Linked DNA regions of Homo sapiens: region 1 is linked to region 2. Evidence: read pairs that join two places in POLR2A ChIA-PET (ENCODE). Cell type or tissue: HepG2. All regions are shown on one strand. Links, peaks and the distances in the headings refer to the core of each region. The heading gives the core; the rest is flanking DNA. Region 1 overlaps SAMD15 (sterile alpha motif domain containing 15). Region 2 has its middle 17 kb from the start of LINC01629.

Region 1 (5,375 bases), core at 290-5,289, 450 kb before region 2:
TGGTTGTTTTCAGAATTAAAATATGAGTCCAGGAAGAGAATGAGCAGTTAAATCTGTAAAACTAGAGGGGAACTGGAGCCATTCAGGTAACGAGAAATATTTTATAATTTCTTTTTTTATTTTTATTTATTTATTTATTTTGAGATGGAGTCTCACTCTGTTGCCCAGGCTGGAGTGCAATGGCGCAATCTTGGCTCACTGCAACCTCCACCTCCCGGGTTCAAGTGATTATCCTGCCTCAGCCTTCCGAATAGCTGGGATTACAGGCGCACACCACCACACCTGGCTAATTTTTGTATTTTTAGTAGAGACAGAGTTTCATCACATTGGCCAGGCTGGTTTCAAACTCCTGACCTCAAGTGATCCACCTGCCTCGGCCTCCCAAAGTGCTGGGATTACAGGCATGATCCACTGCACCCGGCCTATAATTTCTTTTGAGAAGTGCAGTCATGGGTAGACTCTAGCCTAAATTTTGTATTATAAAGACCTGGAAAGTACCACATAAAAAAGCCTGTAAGCAAACCACAGAACCTATTTCATAGTGGTAAGCCATGTTTAGATATTTACATATTTAGATACACACATATCTAAAAAAATTTTTTTCTTTTAAATTTTTCCTGATGCCAAAAGGAAGAGAGAACTTCCCCACTTTTTTTTTTGCAAAACATTTCCTTTAGGCCAGGCGCAGTGGCTCACACCTGTAATCTCCCCACTTTGGGAGGCCGAGGCAGGCAGATCTCTTGAGGCCAAGAGTTTGAGACCAGCCTGGCCAACATGGTGAAACCCCGTCTCTACTAAAAATACAAAAAAAATTAGCTGGGAGTGGTAGCTTATGCCTGTAATCCCAGCTATTCAGGAGGCTGAGGCAGGAGAATCACTTGAACCCGGGAGGTGGAGGTTGCAGTGAGCTGAGATCACACCATTGCACTCCAGCCTGGGCAACAGAGTGAGACTCCATCTCAAAAAAATAAACAAAAAACCACCATTTCCTTTAAAGAACTTGTCACTGCAAATCCTTTTACTATGTCTTTGAGATGTATGTAAATCTTTTAAAAAGCTGAATATCTCTAGCCATTTTATACCTCAGGACAGTCTCTTTTTTGGAGGCCACGGAGACATCTCTTTGAAATGTGAGCACTGAGGAGGTTGGTACCTTGTCTCCCTGTCTCTGTGGGAGTTTAGCTTAGGTACCTGGCTCCAAGTAGTAACTTCTGTCTGTTGTCAAGATAGAAGTTTTATTTTTCCTTTGGACACAGATAATTAACATGTATGTCGTGTATTGTATCTGCTCTGCCATCTACAAGGGTGAGATTTGTCTTTGCAATCTCTTTAGCAGCTTGCCTGTGATGTGCATCACAGTTTAATGCTTATTCAAGAATAAAAATGTTTCTCTTCTGCATTTGTGGAAAGAATTATCTCTCCGGAGTTGGCAGGAGATTTTATTTTTAATTATATTTCCCCAACATGTTCCTATTACAAGGTGCATTACTAGAATTTTTCAGGAATTTTGTTTTGCTTTGTTTTGTTTGTTTGTTTTAGACAGAGTCTCACTCTGTCACCCAGGCTGGAGTCCAGTGGCACCATCTCAGCTCACTATAACCTCTGTTTCCTGGGTTCAAATGATTCTTCTGCCTCAGCCTCCTGAGTAGCTGGGACTACAGGCATGTGCCACCATGCCCAGCTAATTTTTGTATTTTTAGTAGAGACAGGGCTTCACCTTGTTGGCCAGGCTGGTCTTGAAATCCTGACCTTAGGTGATCTGCCCGCCTCAGCCACCCAAAGAGCTAGGATTACAGGTGTGAGCCACCTTGCCCGGCTCAGGAATTCTTATAATTACCCAGAAAGATAAGCGTGACTATCTTTGTTTTAACAAGGGGTTAAATTGCAAAAAGAAAGGGAGGGTACCATAAGTCAGAGACACAACTAGGAATGAAGCCAGCAGTTCTAACTGATCCTTAATGAAAAGGAGAAAAAGGGCCAGGTGCGGTAGGTCACGCTTGTAATCCCAGCACTTTGGGACGCCACGGCGGGCAGATCAACTGTTAGGAGTTTCAGACCAGCCTGGCCAACATGGTGAAACATCATATCTACTAAAAATACAAAAATTAGCTGGGCATGATGGCGGATGCCTGTAATCCCAGCTACTCGGGAGGCTGAGACAGGAGAATCGCAAGGTTGCAGTGAGCTGAGACTGTGCCATTGCACTCCAGCCTGGGCGACAGAGCAAGACTCTGTCTCAAAAAAATAAAAAAAAAAAAAAGGAGAAAAAGAAAACCAAAAAAGACCATACCTCTTCCCTCAAGTAATTTAGTTTGATCTTTCAAGCTCTGTGAAGTGGATTTCCCCTATGGTTCAGTGCAAGGTAATTCCTCATTCTCTTCAGGGGCAGTTATTTCTGGAGCATAATCCTGTAATCCTGCTGCTTTGACAAATTCAGATAAAGTCAAGGAATCAGATTTTATCCCAGTATGACCTTTTTGCTCTAAATATAAGCCGATAATATCCCTATAGGGAAGGCTGATGGAGCGTTTGAATAATGGCTCTTCAATTTCCAGGAGCTCCTGCGTATGCCGAGAAATTGCCTGAAACGCAAGGATAAATTTTTAATTAGACTAACCTGAAAACACAACCAAATCAAAGAAGGTTTATTTAGTTTTCTAAGCCTCTTGAATATTAACTCCTTATTTCTTTCTTTTTTTTGAGACGAAGTCTTGCTCTGTCGCCCAGGCTGGAGTGCAGTGGCGCGATCTTGGCTCACTGCCACCTCTGCCTCCTGGATTCAAGCAATTCTCCTGCCTCAGCCTCCTGAGTAGCTGGGATTACAGGCGCACACCACCACGCCTGGCTAATTTTTGTATTTTTAGTAGAGATGGGGTTTCACCATGTCGGCCAGGCTGGTCTCGAACTTTTGACTTCAGGTGATCCGCCCACCTTGGCCTCCCAAAGTGCTGGGATTGCAGGCGTGAGCCACTGCACCCTGCCAATTCCTTATTTCTATGGGGAAATAAAATAATGAAACAAATTCACAGGCTTACTAGCCTAACCTTACCAAAACCAATTTCTTAAATGTCATGATTATCCTTTTCAAAGTACCATTTAAGACATTTCTAGGCCCTTGCATCAGATGGCCATGGATGGGTTCATTTCTTTGTTTTTGCTGAGCAATCTGACCAAGCATAAGAGCAGATAATATGTTCAGATTAGGAGCCATGACTGTCTCTGGGAAGGTTATTAAATAACTTGTCTATATGGGGCTCAGTTAATGTGTAACTAAGAAAAAAAATTATAACTCAGGGCCGAGCATGGTGGCTCAAGCCTGTAATCCCAGCACTTTGGGAGGCAGAGGCGGGCAGATCACCGGAAGTCAGGAGTTCGAGAACAGTCTGGCCAACATGGTGAAACCCTGTCTCTACTAAAAATACAAAAATTAGCCAGGAGTGGTGGCAGACGCCTGTGATCCCAGCTACCCAGGAGACTGAGGCCGGAGAATCGCTTGAACCTGGGAGATGGAGGTTGCAGTGAGCCAAGATCATGCCATTGCACTCCAGCCTGGGCAACAAGAGCGAAACTCCATCAAAAAAAAAAAATCATAACAAATAGTTACCTCATTTATTTAACTAAAAAACTCAAACACTAAAAAGCAGACATTAAAGTTCGAGCTGTTTTATTAGTACTTATACTTGTGTATTCTAAAATATCTTTTGCCACAATTTTCAGCATCTGTAAAACAAAATTTGTATTCATTGAGCACCATGCCACTTGATATCCTAGCTTAAATTGTGATTGCTGGCCAGGCCGTGGCTCACGCCACGCCTGTAATCCCAGCACTTTGGGAGGCCAAGGCAGGCAGATCACGAGGTCAGGAGATCGAGACCATCCTCGCTAACATGGTGAAACCCCATCTCTACTAAAAATACAAAAATTAGCCAGGTGTGGTGGCATGCTCCTGTAATCCTAGCTACTTGGGAGGCTGAGGCAGGAGAATCACTTGAACCTGGGAGGCGGAGGCTGCAGTGAGCCGAGATCGCACCACTCTACTCCCGCCTAGGTGACAGAGAGAGACTCTGTCTCAAAAAAAAAAAAAAAAAAAAAATTGTGATTGCCTTTTCAAATTCTAGTTTTAATCCTAGGTCAGTTATAATACCACTGTTTGAATTCATATTCTGCCTCTGGATGAGACGACAGTCCATGGAATTGCTGCTAGAACACAGCCAAAGGGTATTTGGAATGGACTTTTTTGTTGTTTTTTTTTTAATTTAAAGCTACTGGTCAGAGTTATAAGACTGTAAAATTTGTGCCACAGACAATGCTAAACCTGATATAAAACTGCCCATTAGCAATGCCTTTTAGATAGGCAAGATGCCATGTTTCTCAGATCTTACTTGAACTGGTTTTGTTGACTCTAGAGATGATTTATGGGTATAGTTGCCTTGGCATTCCGAGTAAGGATTCTGTTTTTTTTTGTTTGTTTGTTTTTGTTTTTTGTTTTGTTTTGTTTTAGAGATGGGGTCTTGCTGTGTTACCCAGGCTGGAGTGCAGTGGATATGCAAAAGCACAATTATAGTGTACTATAGCCTTGAACAACTGGGTTCAAGCCATCCTCCTGCCTCAGCCTCCTGAGTTGTCCAGTGAGAATTCTAATTGAGATCTTTATCAGTTGGGGCTTCTAAGAACTGAGATCCAAGTTACTACAAAGGCCAGGTGAGGTGGCTTATGTCTCTGGGAGGCCGAGGCAGGTGGATCACCTGAGGTCAGGAGTTCGAGACCAACCTGGCCAACATGGCAAAATCCTGTCTCTACTAAAATTACAAAAATTAGCTGGACGTGGTGGTGCACGCCTGTAGTCCCAGCTACTCGGGAGGTTGAGGCAGGAGAGTCGCTTGAACCTGGGAGGCAGAGGTTCCAGTGAGCTGAGATCGCACCACTGCACTCCAACCTGGGTGATGCAGAGAGATTCCATCTCAAAAAACAAACAAACAAAAAAAACAAATTGCTACAGAAAAAAAAAAAGCCAGTCGTGAAGTTGCATGCCTGTAGTCCCAGCTACTTGGGAGGCTGAAGTAGGAGGATCTTTTGAGCCCAGGAGTTTGAGACTGCAGTGAGGAGCCATGATCATGCCACTGCACTGCGGCCTAGGTAACAGACCTGTCTCCAAAAGCAAACACACACACACACACACACACACACACACACACACACACACACACGAACAGGTGGCTTCTAAGACTTCTTGTTTGTGATGCATGCTTCTACGTGTGCACCTTGTTTGGTAGGCATCTCACCCTGATTCTCTTTTAGTATATGTGCTGCCAAAGCAAGTACCCTGATTCTCCTTTCCAATGCCCCGAATAGAAAAGGTTATTTCACAAATTCCC
Region 2 (5,375 bases), core at 151-5,150:
CTCTGCCTCTTGGGTTCAAGCGATCCTCCTGCCTCAGCCTCCCGAGTAGCTGGAATTACAGGCACCCACCACCACACCCAGCTAATTTTTATATTTTTAGTAGAGACGGGGTTTCACTATATTGGCTAGGCTGGTCTCGAACTCCCGACCTCAGGTGATCCACCTGCCTCGGCCTCCCAAAGTGCTGGGATTACAGGCATGAGCCGCTGCACCCAGGTGGCTTTCACAAATTGATTGCAGTTCTATTTGGCTTTTACTCACTGTAGAGTTTCTTTCACAAGCCATGTGAGGGTGGAGTCCTTTCTCCTGCACCATAAAGCACATCTGTCTACCTGTGAGTGTGTGGGTTGCAGGTGCCCCTTGTTCTAAGTAAGCAGATACAGCAGATAGGTATTTAACCCAGAGAACCAGTTAGTGTTGACCTCGTGCTCTACAGAAGAAATCTCTGCAGCTTTCCTGCAAGGCTGTGAAGTGACAGCACGGCTCAGTGGACACAGAGCTTTACAGGGACACCACTACCTGTGTCATTTTTATGGGGGACTAGCTGGCCGAATGTACACTTTATCGGAATCCTGCCATCTACTCTTATCTTCCAACCTATAACATGCCTGCTACTTGGTGATGAAATGGGGGCTGGGGGCAGGGGCGAGGGGGCGGGCTGTGCACATCCAGGCCTGCCCTGTGTCCGTAATCCTCAGACTTTACCTGATGCCCTTTGTAACAGACTTCCTCACCCAAACTCCTCTCCCGAGACCAGTTTTAGTGTTTGCAGGACCCTTACTTACCACCATCTGTAATTGTTTTGTTGTTTACTTGTTTATGATGAAATGTTTATCGCTCACCTTTAAGGTTTTAGTCCCTAGAAAAGTTTCTGGCAATCAGGAGGACTCAGTTTTGTGTTTTTTGTTTTGTTTTGTTTTTGAGATGGAGTCTAGCTCTGTCACCCAGGCTGGAGTGCAGTGGTGCGATCTTGGCTCATTACAATCTCTGCCTCCCAGGTTCAAACAATTTCTCCTGGCTCAGCCTCTCGAGTGGCTGGGACTACAGGAGCGTGCCACCACACCCAACTAATTTTTGTATTTTTAGTAGAGATGGGGTTTCACCATGTTGGTCAGGCTGGTCTCAAACTCCTGACCTCAAGTGATCCACCTGCCTCGGCCTCCCAAAGTGCTGGAATTACAGGCGTGAACCACCGTGCCCAGCCCAAAAGGCTCAGTTTTTGATAGAGGAATTAACAAGTGAATGAGTGAATGGGCAAACTAGGAGAAGTGGCCAGTTTTTCTTACATGCACTCCTCCTCTGATTGGGTTCAGGAGGCCCTTAGGCAGTTTTCATGTCCATCTTTCTGTTTCCAAGGAGGACTGGATTCCAAATACCCCTGTAGGGGCCGGGTGCAGTGGCTCACACCTGTAATCCCAGTACTTTGGGAGGCCCAGGTGGGCAGATCACTTGATGTCAAGAGTTCAAGACCAGCCTGGACAACATGGTGAAACTCCTGTCTCTATTAAAAATACAAAAATTGGCTGGGTGTGGTGGCGTGCACCTGTAATTCCAGCTACTCTGGAGGCTGAAGCACAAGAATTGCTTGAACCCTGGAGGTGGAAGTCGCAGTAAGCTGAGATCAAGCCATTGTACTCCAGCCTGGGTGACTGAGTGAGACTCTGTCTCAAAAAAATAAAAATTAAAAAATGAATAACAAAAAACAAATACCCCTGTAGACTAGACAAGGGCAAAGCTGTTATTTATCACCCACAGATATTACTTGTGTCCCTATAAGTGCCAGACCCTCTGTGGGATGCAGCAAAGACAGCAGTGGGCAAGACAGCCAGGGTCCCTGTTCTCCTGCAGCTACCGTTTTAGTGTGGTAGACAGACAATATGTTGTAAGTGATACATACATATGAAAAAAGGCCTGTAACAGAGAGTTAAAAAGGCCATCTAATTGAGATAGGGCAGCCAGGGGAGGTCTTTCTGAGAAGGTGACATTCTAGCTGAGCCCTGAAGGTTGAGAAGGAACCAAACATGGGAAGAGCTAATGGGATGATGTTCCAGGGAGTGGGGCCAGAAAGTGCAAAGGCCCTGTGGCAGGAAACAGCTTGGGATGTTCCTGGAAGGCCAGAGGTCAGGAAAACGGGCAGAGTCCAGCGTGGAAGACCCATATAGCCCCTGGCGAGGAGTTTGGGTTTTACTCAAAGTGCACTGGACAATCATTGTAAGGGTTGCCTAGGAGAATTACATAATCGGACCATGCCCTGGCTTCTAGGAGCCAGTATTGGGTGGATTGGGGATGGGGTGGGAAGCAGGATACATCTCTGGAAGTACAGAGCAGTTGGAAGGTGGGAGGGAGGGGAGGTTTAGACAGGTTAGGATGGTGGCCATAAGGGTGGAGAAAAGTGGGTAGAAACGAGACCTGCATGGAGGTGGGGGTGGGTTGGAGCTGGGGAGGGAAGAGGATGAGTCTCCAGGACTTCTGGGTTTCTGGCTGGAGAAACCCAGCAAACCTGGTAAACAATGCAATGTCCAGCTGCTGTCAAAGAAGACCCGATGTTTGTTGGGCCTGTGAGAACTTTCCTGAGAGTCTTATAGATTGGGAAATAAAAGCTTCCACTCCTGCTAAATAAAGAGCCCCGTGTGAATCGCGCCCTAACCGTAGGTGTCTTTGAGGCACAGTGTCACAGGAGCAGAGCTTGGGCAGCAGTGATCATCAACCATTCAGCATGGTTTTGAATCATCTCATTCTTTCTGTGACTGTCCCCAATTCTAACATTTGAAAGCTGGTTGACTGAGAGAGCACTTTACCTTTGAAAGGCCTTCCCGCAGAAAGGGGAGCAGCTTTGTGGCCCCAGAGGGCAGAATCAGACAGTGAGAGGCATGGGGGTAGAGACTGCAGCTCAGCACCAACAGGAAGAGCTTGAGTAATGAGAGCTTTCTCATGGGATGAGCCTCCCATCGGTAGGTGTACTCAAGCAGAGGTGGACAGGATGCTGGGGTGTCTCCAACCTGGCAGCCAGTCAACCAGGAGACTCAATTCCTGTGGTTGTGAACACCCTTTTCATCTTGCTTCCCTGCATCTCAGGAGGATAACAGCTGCCTCCTATCCCCTGCACTAAAACCCCTCTGCTGGCTAAGGACAGCAGCTAAGTCACATCTAAGCCTGCCCTGCTTGTTCTGGGTTTAACAATCTCAGTGTTTCCTCCCACCCACCCGCTCGCCCATGGCCAAGAGAAGAACAAACCCCAGCGTAGGTGGAGAAGTGGGGGCCGGGGTGATGCTGTGCAGGCCTGTCCAAGGCCTCCTGGCTTTTCAGGAAAGGGTGTCCTCATGTCTGTGGGACTACCGAAGCCAGGCTTGGTTCCCTGAAACTCCTCCGCCCACAGGTCAGACTCCTGCAGGGACAATCAAGGGTGTCATGGGTGTGAGACGGGGACTTTCCTGGTCAAGCCTTCTGGACACCCCCCTCCCCTCATCCCAGCTGCACTCCCCAGAACAGCAGCAGCTGCCACTAGATAGGAAGGACCCCACCTCTGGTGTCCTTGGGGAAAGGGGCCTTGCATAGGCGGTGACACAAGCCACTTGGTCCCAGCTGCGGGTGAGGGGAGGGGCTAACACTTCCAGAAGACCCTGAACTCTGGCAGGCCTGATTGCTTTGCTCCAGGGCTGGTCTCAGCTGCTATCATGGATCCCTGGGAGCAGCTGGAGGGAAGAGAGATGGCATCCAGCGCCGATCGATCGTGGGAAGAAGCTGGCCCCTTTGGGAGGTAGCCCTGGGGCATGGCAGCACCACTCCTATCTAGGCTACCTCTGATGATTTTGGTTCTTTCTTTGCATTTCTGAGTCTAAGTTTTCATATCTGGAAAATGGGGATAGAACAATATCTACGTTCTGTGAGAATGGAGTGAAACGATGGACAAGACAAGCCTAGCACAGTTCTGGCACACCGTAGGTGCTGGATGAGTTTTCTCCTAGAATTTTCTTTTTTCTCCATACTCTCCCCTCTGTTACCGTCTGTAGAAGTGGAATTGCTTACCAGTGGTGGGGATGCTCTTGTAGGGAGAACGAGATCCTTCTGGTTCTGAAATATCCCTGCCTTTGCTGACAAGATTACAAGCCTGTATTGCTTTTTGCTTTTTTTTTTTTTTAATTGAGACAGAGTCTTACTCTGTCACCCAGGCTGGAGTGCAGTGGCTCACCGCAACCTCTGCCTCCTGGGTTCAAGCAATTCTCCCACCTCAGCCTCTAGAGTAGCTGGGATTACAGGCGCCCGCCACCACGCCCGGCTAATTGTGTGTGTGTGTGTGTGTGTGTGTGTGTGTGTGTGTGTGTGTGTGTGTGTGTGTGTGTTTAGTAAAGATGGGGTTTCACCATGTTGGCCAGGCTGGTCTTGAACTCCTGACCTCAAGTGATCTGCCCGCCTCAGCCTCCCAAAGTGCTGGAATTACAGGCGTGAGCCACCAGGCCCGGCTGTTTTTTTGTTTGTTTTTTAGAGACAGGGGTCTCACTTTGTCACCCAGGCTGGAGTGCAGTGGTGCAACCATAGCTCACTGCAGCCTCGATCTCCTGGGCCCAGGTGATCCTCTCACCTCAGCTTCCCAAGTAGCTGGGACCACAGGGGTGCGCCACCACACATTGCTAACTCATCATTTCTATTTTTATTTTTTGTAGAGCCAGGGTCTTGCTATGTTGCCTAGGCTGGTCTCAAACTCCTGGGCTCAAGCAGTCCTGTCTTGGCTTCCCAAAGTGTTGGGATTGCAGGCATGAGCCACTGCACGCGGCCCAAACTTGTATTTTGTTAACATAAATAAATGATAGAGAAGGCAGGCGAGAAGCGTAGCTGCCAGGCTGTGGGCCCACTGTAGCTGCCCACGCTTTCCAGTGGGTGCTGTGGAAGGGGAGGTCCTAGGTGGGGTGGGCTCCCTACCTCCCCTGACTGTGGCCCCGCAGCTGGGGAGGGATCTGGAAAGGGGATCATGGGCATGGTGATAGGAGACTGGTATTCCAGACTTCCCAGGTTGGGAGCCCAGTTGAGAGAGGAGGGGGGCTGGATGGGAGCCGGCCCTGGGGGAGATGGGGAGGGGCTAGGGGCCATTTGCTCTTCCAGCCAGCTGACCCTGTTATTTTTAGCCCTGGAATGCTCCTCCCAAGCCCCCTTCACTTCTATTTATCTTGCTTTGGAGTCTTGGTTCTTTCCCAGAAATTCCACATGAGGGGAGGCAGAGGGGATTGAGGGTGCCAGGAAGAATGGGACACACTGGCTGGGGCTGGGCTGAGGAAGAGGAGGAAGCTGCTCTCCTTCTCCCCACCCCAGCCCAGAGGCTGCCTTTTCCTCCTTTCTCCATTTTGGCTGGAAAATGGAAAAAACCTGGCTCAGAGAACACT

Evidence for each region. Peaks named below come from ENCODE experiments on the same cell type or tissue, not always from the same donor. Only the 100,000 strongest peaks of a DNase experiment are listed, where the experiment ranks them.
Region 1: POLR2A ChIA-PET joins it to region 2 with 10 read pairs; 2 of 35 experiments call an interaction of 5 or more read pairs at or near these places.

The regions. Positions count from the first base shown.
Region 1 is chr14:77,388,215-77,393,589 of GRCh38, reverse strand. It overlaps SAMD15 (sterile alpha motif domain containing 15), which reads right to left. Exons shown (of 3, transcript NM_001010860.4): 3 at 1,427-2,582. The coding sequence ends at 2,346. Among named protein-coding and RNA genes, the nearest start is that of SAMD15, 14 kb to the right of the region's middle. RefSeq lists a cis regulatory region at 3,228-3,241, an enhancer at 3,162-3,306 and a silencer at 3,108-3,308. In HepG2, for the core only: no CTCF peak of the experiment used is centred there; a DNase peak (open chromatin) is centred at 3,209.
Region 2 is chr14:76,939,977-76,945,351 of GRCh38, reverse strand. No RefSeq gene overlaps it. Among named protein-coding and RNA genes, the nearest start is that of LINC01629, 17 kb to the left of the region's middle. RefSeq lists enhancers at 3,197-3,306, 4,913-5,375. In HepG2, for the core only: no CTCF peak of the experiment used is centred there; no DNase peak of the experiment used is centred there; H3K27me3 peaks cover 3 bases.